Regions from separate parts of the Homo sapiens genome. Here region 1 is linked to region 2. A link is a loop called in an ENCODE intact Hi-C map of the cell type or tissue named here. Cell type or tissue: IMR-90. All regions are shown on one strand. Links, peaks and the distances in the headings refer to the core of each region. The heading gives the core; the rest is flanking DNA. Region 1 holds the start of LOC105372850 (a long non-coding RNA gene). Region 2 overlaps BCL2L13 (BCL2 like 13).

The links. Hi-C counts contacts between places; a loop is a spot of excess contacts. Peaks named below come from ENCODE experiments on the same cell type or tissue, not always from the same donor. Only the 100,000 strongest peaks of a DNase experiment are listed, where the experiment ranks them.
Region 1: it touches region 2 in a loop (2.6-fold over the local background); 11 of 110 quality-filtered maps call a loop at or near these places.

What each region holds. Positions count from the first base shown.
Region 1 is chr22:17,565,726-17,577,215 of GRCh38, reverse strand. SLC25A18 (solute carrier family 25 member 18) reads right to left here. Exons shown (of 11, transcript NM_031481.3): 2 at 7,230-7,292. LOC105372850 (a long non-coding RNA gene) reads left to right here and starts at 7,138. Exons shown (of 3, transcript XR_001755420.2): 1 at 7,138-7,238. RefSeq lists enhancers at 7,045-7,795, 7,796-8,547. In IMR-90, for the core only: no CTCF peak of the experiment used is centred there; a DNase peak (open chromatin) is centred at 6,265; H3K4me3 peaks cover 919 bases; H3K27ac peaks cover 810 bases.
Region 2 is chr22:17,706,506-17,717,995 of GRCh38, reverse strand. The region is part of intron 6 of BCL2L13 (BCL2 like 13); the gene reads right to left. Among named protein-coding and RNA genes, the nearest start is that of MIR3198-1, 52 kb to the left of the region's middle. In IMR-90, for the core only: no CTCF peak of the experiment used is centred there; a DNase peak (open chromatin) is centred at 5,345.

The DNA.
Region 1 (11,490 bases), core at 1,491-9,490, 140 kb after region 2:
CCCGTCTCTACTAAAAATACAAAAAATTGGCCGGGTGTGGTGGTGGGCGCCTGTCGTCCCAGCTACTTGGGAGTCTGAGGTAGGAGAATGGCGTGAACCCGGGAGGCGGAGCTTGCAGTGAGCCGAGATGGTGCCACTGCACTCCAGCCTGGGTGACACAGTGAGACTCTGTCCCCCACCCCAAAAAAATTAGCCAGGTGCGGTGATGGGCACCTATAATCCCAGCTACCTGGGAGGCTGAGGCAGGAGAATCGCTTGAACCCAGGAGGCGGAGGTTGCAGTGAGCCAAGATCACGCCACTGCACTCCAGCCTGGGCTACTGGAATAGGGGTATTTAACAGATGCCAGAGAAATTAGGGACACCCTAATCCCAGGGCCACTCCATAGCATAGCTAACAGATGTGATAATGTTTCCACCCACGGAGAGCACTTGGCTGGAGGGTGAGCCTCCCTACCCTGAGGCTGTACCAAGCTGCTGCAGTTCCAGCCCCGGAAGTTCCCTTTCGCAGGCCTATGCTAATCAAAGCCTATGACTTGACAAGATTCCTGGCAGCAGTAAATGCATTAGTAACAGGCAACAAAGGCGAAACCATTAGCCAGGCAAGGTATGAAAGGAGTCATAGCACCATGAAAACCCCAAACCTGGCACCAGGGCCGATAACTGCCCCCCAAGGCAACCCACAAGCCTAAGTGTTAGTCACGCTACAGATATTTGTTGAGTGATTACTGTATGCCATTTGCAGTTCTAAGCAGCAGGGACACAGCTGGGGAACAAAGCAAGGCCTTGCCCTCCACAGAATTGAATTCCTACTGGTTCCGGCACTGATGGGAATAGACTTCTTTTTTTTTTCTTTTTTTTTTTGAGACGGAGTCTCACTCTGTCGTCCAGGCTGGAGTGCAGTGGTGCGATCTTGGCTCACTGTGTAACCTCCGCCTCCTGGGTTCAAGCTATTCTCCTGCCTCAGCCTCCTGAGTAGCTGGGACTACAGGCTCACACCACCACGAATGGCTAATTTTTGTATTTTTAGTAGAGATGGGGTTTCACCATGTTGGCCAAGATGGTCTCCATCTCCTCACCTCCTGATCTGCCCGCCTCAGCCTCCCAAAGTGCTGGGATTACAGGCATGAGCCACCATGCCCGGCCTCCTCTACCTTCTTTTCTGAAGGAATTTAGAGGGTGTAGGGGGTATTGGGGTAGAAAAGATCATCTAAGTGCTGGGATGCAGAACAATGAGAAAACACATCTGGAACTCTTTGGAAACAAAGTGGGAAAGGACTAGAAAAGCAGCCAGCTGGAAGACAGAGGCTCCCTGTCACCGCCTTGGGATGCAGCATCTGGCCATGACATTGTGTCACTGTGCACTGGGAAGACAAGTGCATTCACAATTTACATGTGATAACTGAATCATATTGAGAAGAAGAAATTTGATACACGGGAAATAGCATGTTTGCATGTTCTTAGTGTCAAAAGGTGGAATGCAGTGGGTGAGCATACCCCATTCTAGGACTTGCCCTTTCCCCCTTGCTATTCCGGGTTAGTTGCACTGGGAACTGCCACGTCCCTGGAACTCCATCCCCTGGCTACTGTTCACTGTGTAAGGATGGAGACCTGACTTAAGCTGAATGATTCAACCCCTTCCATAGGAATTTTTAAAGTGTATGCAGCCTCTTTTAGGGGCATTTTACCTGTAACAGATAAAACTTGGGGCCCATCAGCAAACTTGTCACATGATTGAGGAAACAGAGATAAATAAAGCAGACCCGCAGAGATGATGCAAGGCGGGAGAGACTTCTGCCTTATTACTGCACAGCGATCCACTTTATTCCTGACCTTGACCACAAAAAGGGTCTCCCACTATGCTTCTAATGAGGTGACTTATTGTCTTAAGATAGTAGAGTTCTGTAACTTGGTAACCAAAGAGTGCTTAATAAATACATTTTTAAAACCCTCACATTCCATTTAATGGCAACTGAGCGGCTTAGACAGTGCGTGCTGAAAGGCTCAGAGGTGTGCAGAGTCACTAAGGGCTGGCTTGGAGAAGTGGGACTTAAAGAATAAGAGAGCACGGGGCACAGTGGCTCACACCTGTAATCCCAGCACTGTGGGAGGCCGAGGCAGGTGGATCACCTGAGGTCACGAGTTTGAGACTAGCCTGGCCAATGTGGTGAAACCCGGTCTCTACTAAAAATGTAACAATTAGCTGGGCGTGGTGATGCATGTCTGTAATCCCAGGTACTCAGAAGGCTGAGGCAGGAGAATCGCTTGAACCTGGGAGGCGGAGGTTGCAGTGAGTTGAGATCGCACCACTGCACTCTAGCCTGGGCGACAGAGCGAGACTCCATCTCAAAAAATACATATATAAATAATAATAATAATAATAATAAAGGGAACATTGGCCAGGCACAGTGGCTCACGCCTGTGATACCAGCATTCTGGGAGGCCGAGGGTGGGTGGATCAGGAGGTCAGGAGTTCGAGACCAGCCTGGCCAACATAGTGAAACTCCGTCTCTACTAAAAACACAAAAATCAGTCAGGCGAGACGTGATGGCACGTGCCTGTAATCCCAACTGCTCGGGAGGCTGACGCAGGAGAATCGCTTGAACCCGGGAGGTGGTGATTGCAGTGAGCCGAAACGACGCCATTGCACTCTAGCCTGGGCGACAGAGCAAGACTCCATCTCAAAAAAAAAAATAAAAAAAAAAAAGAATAAGGAAGCATTTAAAAGCAGAAGGTGGGGCGTGCAGACCCTGGATGTGGGCTTGGTGTGAGCAGAGGGTTCAGGGAACAGAACTGTGGGAAGGAGGCTGCAAAGGCAGGTTAGGCCACACGTGGGGAGCCTGGGTGGCTAGAGACAGCATGTGCCCTCCTAAAAGGGAATTTTTTTGTTTTCTTTTTGATTGGCATTTTCACAACATGAAAAGTGAATTTTTAAATGTGATCCTGTAGGCAGTAACAAAACACTGAATACTTCTTTTTTTCAGGGGACAAGATCTGGCTCTGTTGCCCAGGGTGGAGCGCCGTGGCGCAATCTCAGCTCACTGCAACCTCTGCTTCCCAGGCTCAAGCGATCCTCCCACCTCAGCCTCCCAAGGAGTTGGGACCATAGGTGTATGACACCATGTCAGGCTATTTTTTTAAAAAAAATTTTTGTAGAGATGGGTTTTGCCATGTTGCCCAGACTGGTCTTGAACTCCTGAGCTCAGCTGATCCGCACACCTCCACCTCCCGAAGTGTCGGGATTACAGGCGTGAGCCACACTGAATGCTTTTAAGGGGGAAAATACCACATTGAATGTAGTATGAGGACAGTTATTCTGGAAGAATGGGTTGAGGGGAGTCAGTGAGAGGCCAATTAGGAGACCCTTCAGAGTAAAACAATGAAGTGGAGAGGGAGGGATTAGGGAGAAGGGGTAGAGAACAAGGGTTACTGGGAGAGAACTTTGTAGAGAGCCTTGGTGACTGTCCAGGGCTGAACCGCAGAGAACCATGGAGCTGTCTCAGCTCTGAGGTGAGGAATGAAGGATGCAAGTTAGGAACCGAAGCTGCCTGCAGGGAAGGAGAGAGATGGGGTCAGTGGGGCTTCGGGAACTCTCTCCTCAGCACTGTGGGAAGGAAGTCAGCCAGCAGGCACACCGGCTTGACAGAAAGAACACCTCAGCTGTAGACACCATGCTGCCGTGGCTGGCCTTGGGCTAGTCCTCCAGCCCCCAGGTGCCCCATTTCCAGGAGTATTTCCAGATACTGAGTCCTACCTCCTCACCACTCCAGACTCTATTTTTCAAACGTGGAGGTGGCTAAGGATGGTTCTGGTGTAGAGTCAGAAGCAGACAGGTTTTGGGGGGAAGTGGGGAGGAAGTCAGAGAGGAGGTGCAGCACTGTCAACTGATCTCACCACTCAGCAGCATTCAGAGGCTACTCCGGCCACCCCTGCCTGAATCCCACCACCAGAACTAACCTGTGGCCCACCCTGTCTGTTTTGCTAGAAAATAATGAGCTAACAGGAATGATCCATGACTTTTTGTTACTAATGAACATCTGCTCCCTTTCTTAAAGTGCTTAAAGTAATAGAAAAAATAGTAGAAAATCCAGAAGGTACAGAAAACTGTAAAAGGTCTCACTCTGTTGCCCAGGCTAGAGTGCAGTGGCGTGATCTTGGCTCACTGCAGCCTCAACTTCCTTGACTCAAGGGATCCTCCCGCCTCAGCCTCCTGGGTTGTTGAGACTACAGGTGTGCACCATCACGCCCGGTTAATTTTTAAAAAATTATTTGTAGAGGGCTGGGCGCCATGGCTCATGCCTGTAATCCCAGCACTTCGGGAGGCCGAGGCGGGCGGATCACGAGGTCAGGAGATTGAGACCATCCTGGCTAACACGGTGAAACCCCGTCTCTACTAAAAATACAAAAAATTAGCCGGGCGTGGTGGCGGGCGCCTGTAGTCCCAGCTACTCGGGAGGCTGAGGCAGGAGAATGGTGTGAACCCGGGAGGCGGAGCTTGCAGTGAGCCGAGATCGCGCCACTGCACTCCAGCCTGGGCGACAAAGCGAGACTCCGTCTCAAAAAAAAAAAAAAAAAAAAAATTTATTTGTAGAGATGGGGTCTCGCCATGTTGCTAAGGCTGGTCATGAATGCCTGGGCTCAAACAGTAATCCCACCTCAACCACTCAAAGTGCTGGGATTACAGGCGTGAGACACCACACCCAGTGGAAAAGTGATTCTTTTTTTTTTTTTTGAGATGGAGTTTTGCTCTTGTTGCCCAGGCTGGAGTGCAATGGCACGATCTCGGCTCACTGCAACCTTCACCTCCAGAGTTCAAGCAATTCTCCTGCCTCAGCCTCCTGAGTAGCTGAGATTACAGGCATGCGCCAGCATGCCCACCTATATTTCTGTATTTTTAGTAGAGATGTGGTTTCTCCATGTTGGTCAGGCTGGTCTTGAACTCCCGATCTCAGGTGATCCGCCCACCTTGGCCTCCCAAAGTGCTGGGATTACAGGGGTGAGCCACTGTGCCCAGCCGATTCTCCTTTTTTTGAGATGGAGTCTCACTCTGTTGCCCAGGCTGGAGTGCAGTGGCGTGATCTCGGCTCGCTGCAACCCCTGCCTCCCAGGTTCCAGTGATTCTCCTGCCTCAGCTTCCTGAGTAGCTGGGATTACAGGCACGCACCACCACACCTGGCAAAGTTTTTTGTTTTTTTTTTCTGAGACGGGAGTCTTGCTCTGTTGCCCAGGCTAGAGTGCAGGGGCATGATCTCGGTTCACTGCAACCTCCGCCTCCTAGGTTCAAGCGATTCTCCTGCCTCAGCCTCCCAGTAGCTGCGATTACAGGCACGAGCCACCATGCCCGGCTAATTTTTGTATTTTAGTAAATACGGGGTTTCACCATGTTGGCCAGGGTGGTCTCAAACTCCTCACCTCAACTGATCCGTCTGCCTTGGGCCCAGACTTTTTTTTTTTTTTTTCTTTTTGAGACAGTCTCACTGCATTGCCCAGGCTGGAGTGCGGTGGTGTGACCTTGGCTCACTGCAACCTCTGCCTTCTGGGTTCAAACAGTTCTGCCTCAGCCTCCCAAGTAGCTAGGATTACAGGCGTGCTCCATCACGCCCGGCTAATTTGTGCATTTTTACCCTGTTGTCCAGGCTGGTCTTGAACTCGTCAGCCTCAAGTGATCTGCCCACATCAGCTCCCCAAAGTGCTGGAATTACAGGCCTGAGCCACTGCGCCCCGGCTGGAGAAGTGATTCTTAATACATTGTAACTGAGGGTCATATTGTGAACAAGACACACTATTTAGAGAAATGATACTAGCTGCTGAGCTGCAGGGAGGAGCGTGCTGGAGTTTTCCAAGCTCCTCAGATCACATAGCTTTTCGTTCTTCCTGTTTAAAAACGTCCCATTCCCTTGGCTTGACTCCTCTGGCTTCCCCTTCTGTGCAGCCACTGCTAGATCACCACAGATTGTCCCTCCGGATGCCTGAGGGCTCCTAACTCAGCTCCTTGCCTTCAGCCTTGTTGCCTTCAAATCCACCTTCCAAACGGCCAAGTGGGTGAAAGGGCGCGGGGGCTGCCTTCCCACGGCTCTCGGGACAGGCTCCCACTCCCGCACAACCTGCCCTGGTTTTCCTCTCCCTCACCCCCTGCTTTCAACTTTTGCTTTCGGAACACGTCAGTCTTGCTTCCGAGTCTTGCACATACTGTCCCCTTCACCCAGGACACTCTTTCCGCATCCAAACCCAGTGATTTACAAACTGTTCTTTGGGCTTCAGCTCAGACGTCACCTCCTCCCACATGCCTTTCTGGAGTCACCCCATTCTTGGCTAGGAGCCCTCTCCTGTTAACCCATTGAATATTCAGTTGCAGCACTTACTGCATTACATTGACACTGACTTGCTTCCCCATGAAAATTACCAGTTATTTGTGAGTTAAGACGGTCTTGAGGCTGGGCACGGTGGCTCACGCCTGTAATCCTAGCACTTTGGGAGGCCAAGGCGGGCAGATCACCTGAGGTTAGGAGTTCGAGACCAGCCTGGCCAACATGCTGAAGCCCCATCTCTACTAATAGAAAAAAAAATTAGCCAGGCATAGTGGCATGCACCTGTAGTCCCAGCTACTCGGGAGGCTGAGGCAGGAGAATTGCTTGAACCCAGGAGGCGGAGGTTGCGGTGAGCCGCCATCATGCCACAGCACTCCAGCCTGGGCGACAGAGTAAAACTGTCTCAACAACAACAAAAAGTCTTGGGGCAGTATCCTGGCCACGGCGCAGAGGCATCCAGTAAGCATCCTCAAATCAAGAAGCCACAATGACTCCCCATCTGACTTTGCTGTCAGACTTGTCACGAGACTGCTGGCTCCACTGTAGAGCTGTGCTCATTTATTCCCACTGTGAGGAGCTGGGTTGGGGGCCTCAGGGTGATGACCACGTCCCCGCCTACTTCCTCTTATTAGCAGAGCAAGGGTGAGTGTTCCCAGGAATGAGCCCCTCACACTAGTAGCCAGGAGCCAGTTCTTGACTTATTGCCAAGAAAATCACTTGCTTCCTGGCTTGGATGTTGCCTGGGATACCCCATGGTCAGGGGCGGCCACTTCCTCGTGCCCACCCCTTCTGACTCTATCCAACAAATGGGATGAGTGTCCCTGTCCCACTGGCTGCTCTTCCCCTTTCCCCCAATGGTTTATTTGCTAGAAGAGTCTTTTCCTACCAACTCTGAGCTTGATGCAGACAGACAAGACACTTACCTGCTTTCGGTAAGAACCTCTGCCTTTTCTGGAACCCAGGATATAGTTCAGATCGCTGCTGAGCTGCAGGGAGAGGTGGCTTTCAGTGTCAGCCAGCTTGGACTGGTTTTCCCTTCTGTGGTCAGTTTCCCTCCCTCTGCCTCCCCCTCATCACCACTGCAGGGTTCCAGACTCTCACCGCACACTGCACCTTCAAATAGGTTGGGTTTGAAGCAAAACCCAAAGAGGCTACTATCCAGTCAAGCCACGCTGCACCTCCCCAGGTGGCAAGTAGGTTGCTGTTTACTTGGTGGCTAGTATGACTCGGACAAAAAGTCCAGGCTGGGAAAAGATTTTAACAAGGCAGCTTGGGGGTGAGGGGAGATTCACCGCCCACTCAGAGACCTGGAAGCCAGGGAGGAGGACAAACACTGAAAATCAATGCAACGCAAACACTTTTGCAAGACATTTGGTGCCAGAAGCAAATCTCTGCTTCTCAGTCTCATGCACTTTTCTTACTGCTGATAACCGGCTATTTCAATGATCCTGGGAGGCATCCTCCCTGCAGGAACACATTTTCCTTTCACTTTGCATGTATTTGTTGGGGGCTATCACGTGCTCAGCTGCAGGAGGGCTGCAATGTAGTTTTGGCACATTCTCAATGCTTAAGAATGTTACAAGTGTAAAAAGCAAAGAAGAGGGCTGGGCGCGGTGGCTCACGCCTGTAATCCCAGCACTTTGGGAGGCCGAGGCGGGCGGATCACGAGGTCGGGAGATGGAGACCATCCTGGCTAACATGGTAAAACCCCGTGTCTACTAAAAATACAAAAAATTAGCTGGGCGTGGTGGCGGGCGCCTGTAGTCCCAGCTACTCGGGATGCGGAGGCAGGAGAATGGCGTGAACCCAGGAGGCGGAGCTTGCAGTGACCTGGGATCGCGCCACTGCCCTCCAGCCTGGCTACAGGCTGGGCGACTCCATCTCAAAAAAAAAAAAAGTAAAGAAGAGGTTCCTCTTAAAAGACTTTCCTCCCCATCTAATTAAAAATAAGTAGTAATTTCTCTTAAAAGCAAAATTTATTCAAAGACCTGTGCTAACATTCTTAAATATCTACCAGCCATAATAAAAAAAATCAATGTACTTTATACAGGCCGGGCACGGTTGCTCACGCCTGTAATCCCAGAACTTTGGGAGGCCGAAGCAGGTGGATCACAAGGTCAGGAGACTGAGACCATCCTGGCTAACACGGTGAAACCCTGTTTCTACTAAAAATACAAAAAATTAGTCAGGCGTGGTGGCAGGCGCGTGTAGTCCCAGCTACTCGGGAGGCTGAGGCAGGAGAATGGCGTGAATCCGGGACGCAGAGCTTGCAGTGAGCCGAGATCGCACCACTGCACTCCAGCCTGGGTGACAGAGTGAGACTGTCTCAAAAAAAAAAAAAAAAAAAAAAAAAAGATGTACTTTATATTCTCGGCTCCCACAGTTTAGCCTCAATATTTGCCCTGCCATACTTATACTGGTCCAAACAAACATTAGGTCATAGCCTGTTCCTCTTCCTTATTTAAAGGTGTTTTTACCTTTCTCGATATTCCACAAGTTCCTTCCTCCTTCCTTTATTCTCATCTGCCTTTTTTTTTTTTTTTGAGATGGAGTCTTGCTCTGTCACCCAGGCTGGAGGGCAGTGGTGCCATCTCGGCTCACTGCAAGCTCAGCCTCCCACGTTCACGCCATTCTCCTGCCTCAGCCTCCCGAGTAGCTGGGACTACAGGTGCCCACCACCACACCCGGCTAACTTTTTTGTATTTTTTTAGTAGAGACGGGGTTTCACCATGTTAGCCAGGATGGTCTTGATCTCCTGACCTCGTGATCCGCCCGCCTCAGCCTCCCAAAGTGCTGGGATTATAGGTGTGAGCCATCGCACCTGGCCTATTCTCCTCTGCCTTTGCCTCTTTTAAAAAGTTGTAAGTTACTAGCCAATCAAAACAAATACAAAATATAAAGTCCCATTCCAGCCAAAAAAACCAGACAGCAATAAAGTAGACCCATCAGGTTATAAACGACCCTGTCTCCTTTGTTCAGTATACTCTCGTGACAAAACTGCTAGCAAGTGTACCCTTTCTGCAGAAAGTATAAAAATGGCCTTACTAAAAAAATTAAATTTATATTCAAGTGCTATTTCTTTACGGCACCAAGGAACAAGCATTCCTACAAGTGAGTTGTGAACTCAATGCTGCTTGAGTTAAGGAAGGTTTCTTGGAGTTTTGGAGACATGGAAAGGTTTCAGGAAGAAAGTGGCAATTGATTTTGGGTTGGAGGAAAGGCAAAGATGTTGATGGAATTATAAAAGCAAGGATAGAGAGGTAAAATGGAGATCCACTGGCAAATTGTCTAATTTGGGGCAAAAGGCTGTTAAACCACGTTGGGTCTAGATGAAACAGGGCCCTGCTGCCAGGCGAAGGATCTGGGAGAGGTGAAGAATCAGCACTGGATACTTTGAAGTCAGATGCACGTTCAGATTCCAGCTCCTAAATTATGAAGTAATACACTTTAGGGAAGCTACTTTAGTGCTTTTTTCATAAAAGGGGAATGGGACATCCATGTAACAGGATTGTAATTAATCTGAAATGAGGCTGTAGAGTGGACTTGAAAATAGGATTGCTTTTGAAACAGTTTGAATCTTAGTTTACTGCTTACTAGCTGTGTGACCTTAAACAAGTTACTTAAGTTGTCTGTGTTGCCTGTTCATCTATGAGATGGGACTCATATCTAGATGTAGTGCACTTAGTACAGTGCCTGGCACATAAAAGGTATTCACATGCTAATTCTTTGTAAAATATACATTATTTTTGAGACAGTGTCTTGCTCTGTCGCCCAGGCTGGAGCGCAGTGTCGTGATCATGGCTCACTGCAGCCTTGACCTTCTGAGCTCAAGCCATCCTCTCACCTCAGCCTCCCAAGTAGCTGCGATTACAGGCATGCCACTATGCCTGGCTAATTTTTGTTATTTCTTTGTAGAGACGCGGTTTTGCCATGTTGCCCTAGGCAGGTGTACAACTCCTGACCTCAAGCCATCTGCCTGCCTCAGCCTATCAAAGTGCTGAGATTACAGGTGTGAGCCATCACGGCCGGCCCATGCTAATTTTCTTCCCACCTTTTCTGGTGGGCAATGGAAAGCTGATAGAGGATGCTATGGAGTAGGGACCCGACGGGACAGTTCAGGTCTCTGGCAGTGCCAAGTGGTTTGGACAAGTCAGGGAGATTACACAGTAAGCTAGGCAAAAGAGAAAATGACAGGCTGGGCCAGGCACGGTGGCTCGGGCCTGTAATCCCAGCACTTTGGGAGGCTGAGGTGGGCGGATCACCTGAGGTTGGGAGTTCGAGACCAGCCTGACCAACGTGGAGAAACCCCGTCTCTACTAAAAATACAAAATTAACTGGGCATGGTGGCACATGCCTGTAATCCCAGCTATTTGGAAGGCTTAAGCGGGAGAACCGCTTGAACCCGTGAGGCGGAGGTTGTAGTGAGCCGAGATTGCGCCATTGCACTCCAGCTTGGGCAACAAGAGCGAGGCTCCAGTTGGAAAAAAAAAAAAGAAAATGACAGCCTGCTCACAGGAGGGAAGAGATGTGAATGGTTTCTGTGAAGATTATACAGGGCTTGGTGGGTGATTAAACACGCCAGAGGCAGGTATCAGATTTGAAACACGCATCAGCAGGAGGAAGATACATTATCCCCCCACTGAGAGTGTTAGAAGCAGGGGGTAGGTAAGGAGACGGGGAGGGAAGAGAAGTTTGGCAGCTGACATGAGCTTAAAGTAGCAGTTGCAGATGAGGGGGTGACAGCAGGCACCAGAAACAGCGGTGCAGTGCCGTGTCACACCCACAAGCATGGTTCAAAAAAATAGAGATCGGCATTGGTGCGGATGTAGAGAATTGGAACCCTTGCTGGTGAGAATGTAAAACACGGCAGCCATGGTGGAAGACAGTATGGCAGGTCCTCAAAAAAGTAAACACAGAGGCCAGGTGCGGTGGCTCACGCCTGTAATCCTTGTGCTTTGGGAGGCTGAGGTGGGAGGATCACTAGAGCCTGGGAGTTTGAGACCAGCCTGGGAAACATCCAAGACCCCATCTCTTTATTTTTTGAGACGGAGCTTCACTCTTGTTGCCCAGGCTGGAGTGCAATGGCACGATCTCGGCTCACTGAAACCTCTACCTCCTGGGTTCAAGTGATTCTCCTGCCTCAGCCTCCGGAGAAGCTGGGATTACAGGCATGCCCCATCATGC
Region 2 (11,490 bases), core at 1,729-9,728:
CCTACTTCAGCCTTCAGAGTAGCTAGGACCACAGGCATGCACCATCATGACTGGCTAATTTTTACATTTTTTGTAGAGACAGTGTTTTGCCATGTTGCCCAGGCTGGTCTCAAATTCCTGATCTTAAGCAATCTGCCTGCTTTGGCCTACCAAAGTGTTAGGATTACAAGTGTGAGCCACCACGCCTGGCCTCAATCGTTGTCTTTCATAAGAAGCAATGCAAAGACTCCTAAAAGCCTGCAATCCAACTTGGATGATATAAAAAAAACAGTAAGTTAAGCCAAAAATCTGGGAATCATATTGGGTTTCTCCAATTCCTGGCTTCTTCTTATCAGGAACTGTGCTCTTTAGGTGCTGGTAATAAAACAATCTCTACCTTCAAAGAGTTTAAAATACAGTAACAGAGGCCGGGCATTGTTGTCTCACACCTTAAATCCCAGCACTTTTGGACGCCCAGGCAGGAGGATAAGCTTGAGCCCAGGAATTAGAGACCACCTGGGTAAGATGGTAAGACCCCATCTCTACAAAAAAAAGAAATAGCATTGGAGACAAACAGGGTACTCTGGGAACATGAGAGATTCACGGAAGAGGGAACAACAACATTGGATCTTTTTTGAGACAGAGTCTCACTCTGTTGCCCCAGGCTGCCTGCCACCACACCTGGCTAACTCTTCTAATTTTTGTATTTTCACTGAAGATGGGTTTTCACCACGTCAGCCACACTGGTTTTGAACTCCTGACCTCAAGTGATCCACCCACCTCAGCCTCCCAAAGAGCTGGGATTATAGGTGTGAGCCACTGTGCCTGGCCAAAGTTGGATCTTAAAGAATGAAAGAGAAAACCAGCAGATCAAAGATGAGCAAGATATTCCAGGCAGAAGGAAAAGCATAAACAAAAACATGGTGCTGAAAAGTATCATCATATATGCAGACTACTGGCTCTTCTGTATGCCAAAGCATAGGACAGGGGGTGAAGAAAGGCAAAGCTGGAGCTGGAGGAGGAAAGATTAGGCCAATGAACGAGAAGTAAAATATCAGTACCTTTCTTGATATAAAACATTGCCTCTATCAGCCTCTATCTCATAAAAGGTGCATGTTTCCCCCTCAGTCTTGCTGAGACATGAATTCAAGACCCTGTCCCACAATATGGCACCTCTTACACACCATCAATTACTTAGAGGAGAAAAGATGAATCTAAGGTACCATCCGGCCATTACATAAAGGCTCAGTTTGAATGTTACAAAATAAAGTAGTTCTACATTTGAAGTCTATTTATAATTTTCTGACTCAGTTAAAAAGCAAGCCGGCAAACTCATACAATATTTAGAATGATACATTATCCCTTCTTGAGCACATTAATGTTTTCCTAGGAAACCAAACATAAATTTTTGAAAGGCTACAGCACAGTGAAGGGCATTAGAGGAGGTAAAGTCAATCTTTCTTCTCTATCGCTAGGGCCATCATTTCACCCAAATCTCTCTGTAATTGTGTGCTAGGTGTTTCCTATGGGAGGGGAGGCTTCTCCTGGCAGGTTACTCATTGTGCCCTACAAATGCCATACTAAATTCCCAAGCGCTGTCTCCTTATTCACATAGATACTGGTATTAACATTTTAGGGGAGCAGAAAAGGTTTTGCAAATATGATGAAAGGTATTAAGACCTCTCTGCCTTAAAACTGTGCTTTCACACAAAGCAGCATACCATTTTAGAGGGAATTTTAGACTCCCTGAAGCACATCTATGGACCCCAGTTTAAGACCCTGATCCGGCTCCAGCAGGGTCTGGCTTAAGTTCCACTGTACTTAATCTTCCTCTCTTATTCCTCCTGAACTCCTAGACGGCACTGAGTCTGGACCACACAAACTATCAAAATATCTATTTTGTACCATACTTCTCACTAATTTTTTCACATGTATTAGTCATCTTCTCAATGACATTATAAATGCTTCAAGGGAGAAAACATGCTTTAAACTTCTTTGTTATCCCCCAGGTAATGCCTAACATATGCTGAGCAAACAGTAATGCTCAATAAATGCTTGGATGATGAGAAAGTTGGTCCCATCTTTGATATAAAAGCTCTAAACATCAAGTACTGTTAGGTACAGCTCTTTATTCATCTCTGTATTTCCATACCTCTGAACTGTACCTGTGTCTTTGTTGTCCAAGGTCACACAGCACTGGTGCTAAAAACAATTCCAACCCCCAAACAGAATGACTGAAGTCACACTGTCCCATCAATCCAGAAAGTCCAGAATGCTCTCCCAATTCTGCCCATCTGAATCCTTCTTGTTACTTCTAAACTCATAGGATTTATCTGTTACTCCTTGCTATAAAACATACAGGAAATAGTGTGGATCTGCCTTATAACTCTAAGCTCCTGGAGACTAAGGATATATTTTTATATTTTTGTTGCACTGGTTTCACTTTTCTCAGCCAGACTCTTCCCATGTGCCTCACAGGATTCAATACATATTTTATTATATTAATATAATGTTATGTATAGTTACATTAATATAGGCTGGGTGCAGTGGCTGACGCCTGTAATCCCAGCACTTTGGGAGGCCGAGGTGGGTGGATTGTTTGAGCCCAGGAGTTCGAGACTACCCTGGGTGACACAGTGAGATCCTATCTCTACAAAAAATACCAAAATTGGCCGGGAGTGGTTGCGCATGCCTGTAGTCCCAGCTACTCAGGAGGCTGAGGTAGGAGGATTCCTAGAGCCTGGGAAGTGGAGGTTGTAGTGAGCCAAGTCTGCACCACTGTACTCCAGCCTGGGTAACCGAGACCCTACCTCAAAAAAAAAAAAAAAAAAAAAAAAAAAAAAAAATATATATATATATATATATATATATATATATATATATATATATATATAAAATTAACACTGAAGTCTTTGGAAACTTAATAAGGCTGGCCCAGTTCTTGGACCTGGGGTCTTTTCCACTGAATAGCTGTCACTTCTCTTTCTGCATCTTTGCCCACATTGATGAAACATTCTTTTCTTTTCCTTATGATTTTTAGTAGAGACGAGGTCTTGCTATGTTGCCCAGGCTGGTCTCAAATTTCTGGGCTTCAGTGATCCTCTCAAAGTGCTGGGATTATAGGCATGAGCCACCATGCCCGGCCAGAACACTCTTTATGTGCAACATAACGTGTACCATAACCTGCCATTCTAGACCTGCAAGTCTCTCTGAAGAGGAAATATACGTTTTCCAACTTCTACTATAAACAAAGAAGAAAGACACTCAGTGGAGGTCTAAACAAGACTGAATAATCTCAGATCATAACCAAAGCTCAGTTTAGGATATATCATAAACGGTTCAAATATACAAGATTCAAAACATAATAAACACCTTTCTACGTTCTAGTAGAGGTCTTTTGTTACTGTTGAGTCATGGTCCCCCCAAGCTACCTAAGCTGATCTAACGAATCCTTGCTGCTTTTCAACAAAAGTCCTTTACTTACTTCAAAATGTGACCATACTTCTTTACAGAAGCCTTTCCTGATTAAGTCCTACTTTACTTCACAACTACCATTTTTTTTTTTGAGATGGAGTCTCACTCTGTCACCCAGGCTGGAGTGCAGTTGCACCATCTTGGCTCGCTGCAACCTCCGCCTCCCGAGTTCAAGCGATTCTCCTGCCTCAGCCTCCCAAGTAGCTGGGATTACAGGTGTGCGCCATCACACCTGGCTAATTTTTTTTTTGAGACGGAGTCTCACTCTGTTGCCCAGGCTGGAGTGCAGTGGCGCAATCTCTGCTCACTCCAAGCTCCACCTCCCGGGTTCACGCCTTTCTCCTGCCTCAGCCTCCCGAGTAGCTGGGACTACAGGTGCCCGCCACCACGCCCGGCTAACTTTTTGTATTTTTAGTAGAGACGGGGTTTCACCATGTTAGCCAGGATGGTCTCGATCTCCTGACCTCGTGATCCACCTGCCTCGGCCTCCCAAAGTGCTGGGATTACAGGTGTGAGCCTCCGCGCCCAGCCACACCTGGCTAATTTTTTTAAAATACTTTTGGTAGAAATAGGGTATCACCATGGTGTTGGCCAGGCTGGTCTCGAACTCCTGACCTCAAGTGATTCGCCCGCCTCGGCCTCCCAAACTGTTGGGATTACAAGCATGAGCCACTGTGCCTGGCCCATTTTTTTTCTTTGTATAGACAGTCCCCAACTTATGATGGTTCCACTTATAATATTTTGACTTTACCATGGGTTTATCAGAGCATTAAATGCATTTTTGGCTGGGCGCAGTGGCTCATGCCTGTAATCCCAGCACTTTGGGAGGCTGAGGTGGGTGGATCACGAGGTCAAGAGATGGAGACCATCCTGGCCAACATGGTGAAACCCCATCTCTACTAAAAATACAAAAATTAGCTGGGTGTGGTGGTGCATGCCTGTAGTCCCAGCTACTCGGGAGGCTGAGGCAGGAGAATCACTTGAACCCAGGAGGCGGAGGTTGCAGTGAGCTGAGATCGTACCACAGCACTCCTGCCTGGGCGACAGAGCGAGACTCCATCTCCAAAAAAAAAAAAAAAAAATGCATTTTCAACTTATGATGGGTTTATTTATTGGAATGTGCCCCATCATAAATTGATGGGCTCTATATTCTACAATACCTACTAAAGAACTGTACTTTACCATGGCTTTCTTGATATTTGTTTAGTTTGAGCAACTAAATAATTGGCTCTTTTATGTTTAGGGTGTGTTTAACTAGTACGTACAGAATCAGCATCTAATCAATTCATAGTCACATTCTTATGTTGAAGAGAGAAATGTAAGATTATTATAATCTCTGTTTCAAGAGTCTGTTATGCAGTTGGGGAGATTATGTAACATGGAGGTCCTCAAACTTTGCTACCTAGAAGCACATTACAACCCATAACAATTAAATTAGAATCCTTAATAAAGGTAGGACCCAGGCATTATATCTGGTTAAATGTAAAAGGGTATAATTCTGCTGTAATCGATTTAACCTTATTCTTGATCTCTCCCATACCCGAAGCCCATACATACTCTGGCACAATGAACAGGCATAGGTAAGATGATTTAGACATTTCATTAACTGTAAGGTAAATCGCTTCATCCACTGAATATTTACAATCACTTCAGTAATATCCCAAACTTTGCTGATTCTTGGTAAGTCACCATAACAAAGAATGACAGTAGGCAACATGAATTAAAATAGCTACTGTTTACTTAGGGAAACATTTCTGTAATCTTCCTGAAAGACTGGAGGTCCAAGACGGAGGAGAACCCACTCACCAAAGCCATATCAACAGTTAAGCTAAATTTTCCTGTAAAGTTGTATTTACCTATCTTTTTGCCAGAACATAATCCGAATGAGTCATGCAGATCCTCTAACATCTGTTACTAAGGAATTACTGTGTCACATAATTTATATACCCAAAGGCTTATCTGTTTATTAAGTCATGTCTTCAAAAACCTCCATTTTGTGAAGATCAGAAAGAAAGGCTCAGGTACAGAGTAATTTTACAAGGAAGAAGAAAATGGTAGTATAAGGTAGCACAAAGTTCCCATTTGTCCCTTATTAACTGTAGTACACTTATGTTATTTATTTGCTCTTTCAAAATTTCCAAATGAGAAACTAATACTATGGCTTAGCAGCTTTGTAATCCTCCATCCTCAAATCTCTGTAATGTAATGTCACTAACAGGAAAGTGATGAGGCATTGTGGAGGATTAAACTTTTTTCATTATTGAAACTATCAACATTTTAAAACTAGGCTAAGTCTTTTTGTTAAATGAAGAACAAGTTGGGAAAGTTAATATACAATACTGAGTAAATCTGTCACAGTCTCACCATGAGAAGATCATCCAATTTTATCAAATAATTTGCATTTCAGAGTTACGAAAAATAGTCAAAGAACATCAGTTACTTCACTACAAGTGGCTTAAAACAGTGTACTCTTCCTAGTCTTTCACTTACATTAAAAATTTACACCAAAAAAAAAAAACCTTCAAAAAACGTTATTAAACTCCCACCTCCAAACTTGAGTTACCTGGAGACAAGGAACATAATTTCTTATGTTCTTTATTCTTAATCTTGGAGTCACCTCTGCTCTCACTTTCTATTCATACTATACAAGTTTTGTAATCTGTTTTCATGCCATGTCAAAAGATGTGCCTTACAATTACACAGTTCTTCAAACAGAAGGGTCATCCAGTGATCAGAGAGGTCTCAAGTGACAACTGATAGGAATTCTCAACAGGTTACTTACCTGCACTTCTAAAAACAGAGCCTCTAATAGCAGTAACTGATTAAATAAGCAAAAACAAAAACAAGAGTCATAACGAAAACACTAAGAATTTTAGTTCTCAGTAAACAGACCTTTAGGGCTCTAAGCCAAGTAAGTAAAATGGAAATTTCAAAAGTACCATCATGGCTGGGTGTGGTGGCTCACGCCTGTAACCTTAGCACTCTGGGAGGCAGAGGCAGGCAATCACTTGAGCCCAGGATTTTGTGACCAGCCTGGGCAGCATGGCAAAATTGCACCTCTACAAAAACATACAAAAATTAGTTGAGTGTGGTGGTGCATGCCTGTGGTCCCAGCTACTCAAGAGGCTGAGGTGGGAGGATCGTTTGAGCCCAGGAGGTAAAGGATGCAGTGAGCCGAGATTGTGCCACTGCGCTCCAGCCTGGCCAACAGAGTGAAACCCTGTCTCAAAAAAAAAAAGGCCCATCATGAAGAAATAAGGGAAAAGTCAACAAACTGAAAATTAAAAGTAAAATGTCTCTTCCTCTTATGATTATTTTTTAATGAGGGTCTCACTCTGTCACCCAGGGGCTACAGTGCAGTGGCATAATCGTAACTCACTACAGCCTGAAAATCCTGGGCTCAATAGATCCTCCCACCTCAGCCTCTTGAGTTGCTGGGATTACAGGCATGAGCCACCGCACCACCACGCCTGGCTTTTCCCCTTATTTTTAACAGCTCAAAGTTAACAAAAGATTGAAGAACGTTCTTTGTTCCACATCTAGAGGATCTTTTCATCTCATCTAAGACATTAGATCAAGTTTGTCTGATCACAACTTTGGCGTAATATATTGTTTAAAAGCCAATTCAGATTTATTTATTTATTTTTTTTTATTTTTATTTTTTTTGAGACGGAGTCTCGCTCTGTCGCCCAGCCTAGAGTGCAGTGGCTCGATCTTGACTCACTGCAAGCTCCGCCTCTTGGATTCATACCATTCTCCTGCCTCAGCCTCCCGAGTAGCTGGAACTATGGGTGCCCACCACCACGCCCGGCTAATTTTTTTGTATTTTTAGTAGAGACGGGGTTTCACCGTGTTAGCCAGGATGGTCTCGATCTCCTGACCTCGTGATCTGCCCACCTCGGCCTCCCAAAGTGCTGGGATTACAGGCATTTATTTATTTTTTATTTTTATTTACTTTTTTTTGAGACAGAGTCTTGCTCTGTCACCCAGGCTGGAGTGCAGTGGCGTGATCTCAGCTCACCGCAACCTCCGCCTCCCAAGTTCAAGCGATTCCCCTGCCTCAGCCTCCGGAGCAGCTAAGATTACAGGTGTGCGCCACCATGCCCGGAGAATTTTTTTTTTTAATTTTTAGTAGAGACAGGGATTCACCATGTTGCTGGTCTCAAAGTCCTGACCTCAAATGATCTGCCTGCCTCGGCCTCCCGAAGTGCTGGGATTACAGGTGTGAGCCACTGCACCCGGCCAATTCAGATTAAATAGCTTTATGTCTTGCTGTCATGGCCTCCCTACCTTACAATGTATTTCTGTATTTAGGACGTGACATTTTAATGAAGATTCACTGAACATTCTGTGCTGTTATGTAAGAAGTCTTACAAGAAAGAACAGATTACTAAGCTTTTACTCCTGGGGACCAATTCACATAAAACAAAAATATAAAAATAGCAGCCTCTTTTTTTTTTTTTTTTTTTTTTTTTAAGACAAGGTCTTACTGTTACCCAGGCTGGAGGTCAGTGGCGCAATCTTGGCTTACTGCAGCCTTGACCTCCCAGGCTCAAGTGATCCTCCTGCCTCAGCCTCCTGAGTAAATGGGACCACAGATTACTTCCAGTTAATTTTTATATTTTTTGTAGAGATGGGCTCTCACTCACCATGTTGCCCAGGCTGGTCTTGAGCTCCTGGACTTGGGCAATCTGCCTGCCTCGGCCTCCCAAAGTGCTGGGATTACAGGAGTGAGCCACTGCACCCGGTCAATGTTTTCTTTTGTTTTAATAGCACTCTGTTGCCTAGGCTGGAGTGCAGCAGCACAATCTCAGCTCCTGGGTTCTGCAACCTGGGTTCAAGAGATTCTCCTGCCTCAGCCACCTGAGTAGTTGGGATTACAGGAACCCACCACCATGCCTGGCTAATCTTTCTATTTTTTATTTCATTTATTTATTTATCTTTCCTGAGACAGAGTCTCTCTCTGTTCACCCAGGTTGGAGCGCAGAGGCACAATCCTGGTTCACTGCAACCTCCGCCTCCTGGGTTCAAGCAATTCTCCTGCCTCAGCCTCCCGAGTTGCTGGGACTACAGGCATGCACGACCATGCCTGGCTAATTTTTGTATTTTTCATAGAGATGGGGTTTCACCACGTTGGCCAGGCTGGTCTCGAACTCCGGACTTCAGGTGATCTGCCCACCTTGGCCTCCCAAAGTGTTGGGATTACAGGCGTGAGCCACCACGTCCAGCCTCAGTTTTATATTTTTGAGACAGGGTTTTGCCATGTCACCGGGCTGGAGCCTCTTTTTTTTGTTTTGTTTTGTTTTTGAGATGGAGTCTCACTCTGTCGCCCAGGCTGGAGTGCAGTGGCGCAGTCTTGGCTCACTGCAACCTCTGCCTCCTGGGTTCACGCCATTCTCCTGCCTCAGCCTCCCGAGTAGCTGGGACTACAGGTGCCTGCCACCACGCCCAGCTAATTTTTTGTATTTTTTAGTAGAGACGGGGTTTCACCGTGTTAGTCAGGATGGTCTCGATCTCCTGACCTTGTGAGTCACCCACCTCGGCCTCCCAAAGTGCTGGTATTACAGGCGTTAGCCACCATGCTCGGCCGAGCCTCTCTTAATAATTAATGTCATAATGAAGAGCAGGCTTTCACTAAAAGAAAAAGAGCTGTTTTGGATAATATATTACTTACAACTTATCATATTAGAAGAATAATATCTACAAGTAGCCTCGGAACCATTCTAACAATCTAAATAGTTTTTAATACAAAATATTTGTGTTGTTGAGAGTATCTGTCTCTTTGGCTTCACTGACATAAAATGCAAAGGAGTAATTTCGAGGGCTCAAAAATATAAAACTCATGGGATAAACCATGAGTTTAAATATGCACAAAGAAGCAGAGAACTGCGTCTTTTTTGTTTTTGTTTTTAAATAAATGAAGCCAAAGGGTTTGAGTAACTTGCCCAAGGTCCCTTAGCTTGCTATGACAAATTGGATAGCAATAATAGGTAACCCTTATATAATTCTTATCATGTGCCCTTCTAAAGTCTTCACTTCATCTATTGAAACCTCACAACAATGCTATGAGAGGATTATTATTACTTCCATTTCACAGACATGGATACCAAAACAAGTAAAGAAGATAAGTAGTTTTCCCAAAGTAATAAAGCTGGGATTCAAGCCCAGGCAGTTTGCCTCCAGGGTCTGTATTTTTACCAACTATGCTGTCCTACCTCTTAGATGAAGTCCCTGATTGCTTTCTGGTGCTTTTCTGTCTGTAATATAGTACCTTTTGAGTTAATGGCCAGAAGTATTCATAGATAGAACATGTTATACTTGGTGTTTTTTTTCAAGCAAACACACAGATACATGCATTAAACTCTTCAATTAAAAAGGGAAGTAGAGAAGAAACCTAAGTAGATAAAAGGAATATAACAAAATAAATGTAAAATAAAATACAAATATAACTTTGCTTTGGTGGTAGGAACTAAGTAAAAAACTAAGTAAAGGAACGTATCAAAATAAATGTAAAATAAAATACAAACATAACTTTACTTTGGTGGTAGACCTAAGTAAAAATCAGGTTGACAATTGCTCAGAGACCTATTACAAAAATTGGCTGCATCATGATGTCTATATTGATTGTATTTTTTTGTTTCACTTTTTTTTTGGTGGGGGCAGGGGGTCACATCAGTTACAAATTATTCTGCCCCCTCAAGCAATATTTTACCTTCTGAGACACAGCTGCTGCTGAGCTGAGCTCCTATGAACTTAACTTTTCCATCTGAAGAAGCTTTGGCAAAATTCCAAAGCCCATCTACGTTGGTAAATTTTCTAAGGACTCATTTCCCTTAAGATTTATGCCAACAAACCTCTATCATTACTTCTCAGACTTTATATATATATCTGTCAAGAAAAAGAGCTGTTTTGGATAATACGTTAGTTACAACTTACATTAGAATAACATCTACAAGTAGTCTTAGAACGATTCTGACAATCTAAATCATTCTTCATATAAAATATTTGTATTGTTGGGAGTATCCATCTCTTTGGCTCCACTGACACAAAACACACAAAGGCTCCACTGACATTTTGTAACTTTGAGGGCTCAAAAATATAAAACTAGCCGGGATCAACCAGCTAGTTTTATATTTCTGAGGCCTCGAAGTCGCAAAATGGAAACAGATCACTGCTTTGGACCCTTATAACCAAATGCGCCTCTCAGATCATTATTAACCTAAAATAAGAAAATGGAGAGTGCTGAAGAAATTACAGAGAAGTAATTTTCCACCCAACTTGATGAGGAAGATCCACAAAAAACACATTTCAGAGTACAACACAGTAAACATCCACACCCACATATACAGCAGGCAGATTTTCCCAAAACAGTACTTACTCTTACTAAATTGATTTTAGCTGCAACCCACTTCATTAATTTCAGATCATCCCTGTGTGTCACCTCCCACAATATGAAAACTATTCTAACAAATTATTAACCTAAAAGCTTCCAAGAGATAGTCTTTAAATATCCTAGATTAAACAAACAAAAACCTATTCTAAAATCAGAAGCTTCATGTCAAGAGAAAATGACAAAGATTAATTTTATTCAAAATACTTAAATATTACAATAGACAGATGACATTCCCTCCAGTAATCTTTTATGGAATCTAAAAGTAAATCTTTCACAAGAAGTATTTATCATGTGACGACGGAGAAAGTAAAATACAAGCCTTACCACAGTGGACTTGCTCTGCCCTTTCCAGGAGACAGACAGACTTCTAACGTAGCAACACAAGCCCAGGAAATGAAAAGAGAATGAGGAGGGAGGGAGCAAGGATGACTCAGGGAGAATCACAGCACATGAACCAGTCTGTGCCCTCACCGGGCTGCAGGGCAAATAAAAGTCAAAACTGAAACTAAGAGGAAATGGTGATCAGACTTAAGGAGAGGGAAAAAAACCACACTCTTCAGAGACGCATGTGAAAACCTGGCATTTGTAAAAGTGTGACATTTTCACAAAACACTTTCACATCATTATTTTTGTGAGACAGAGAA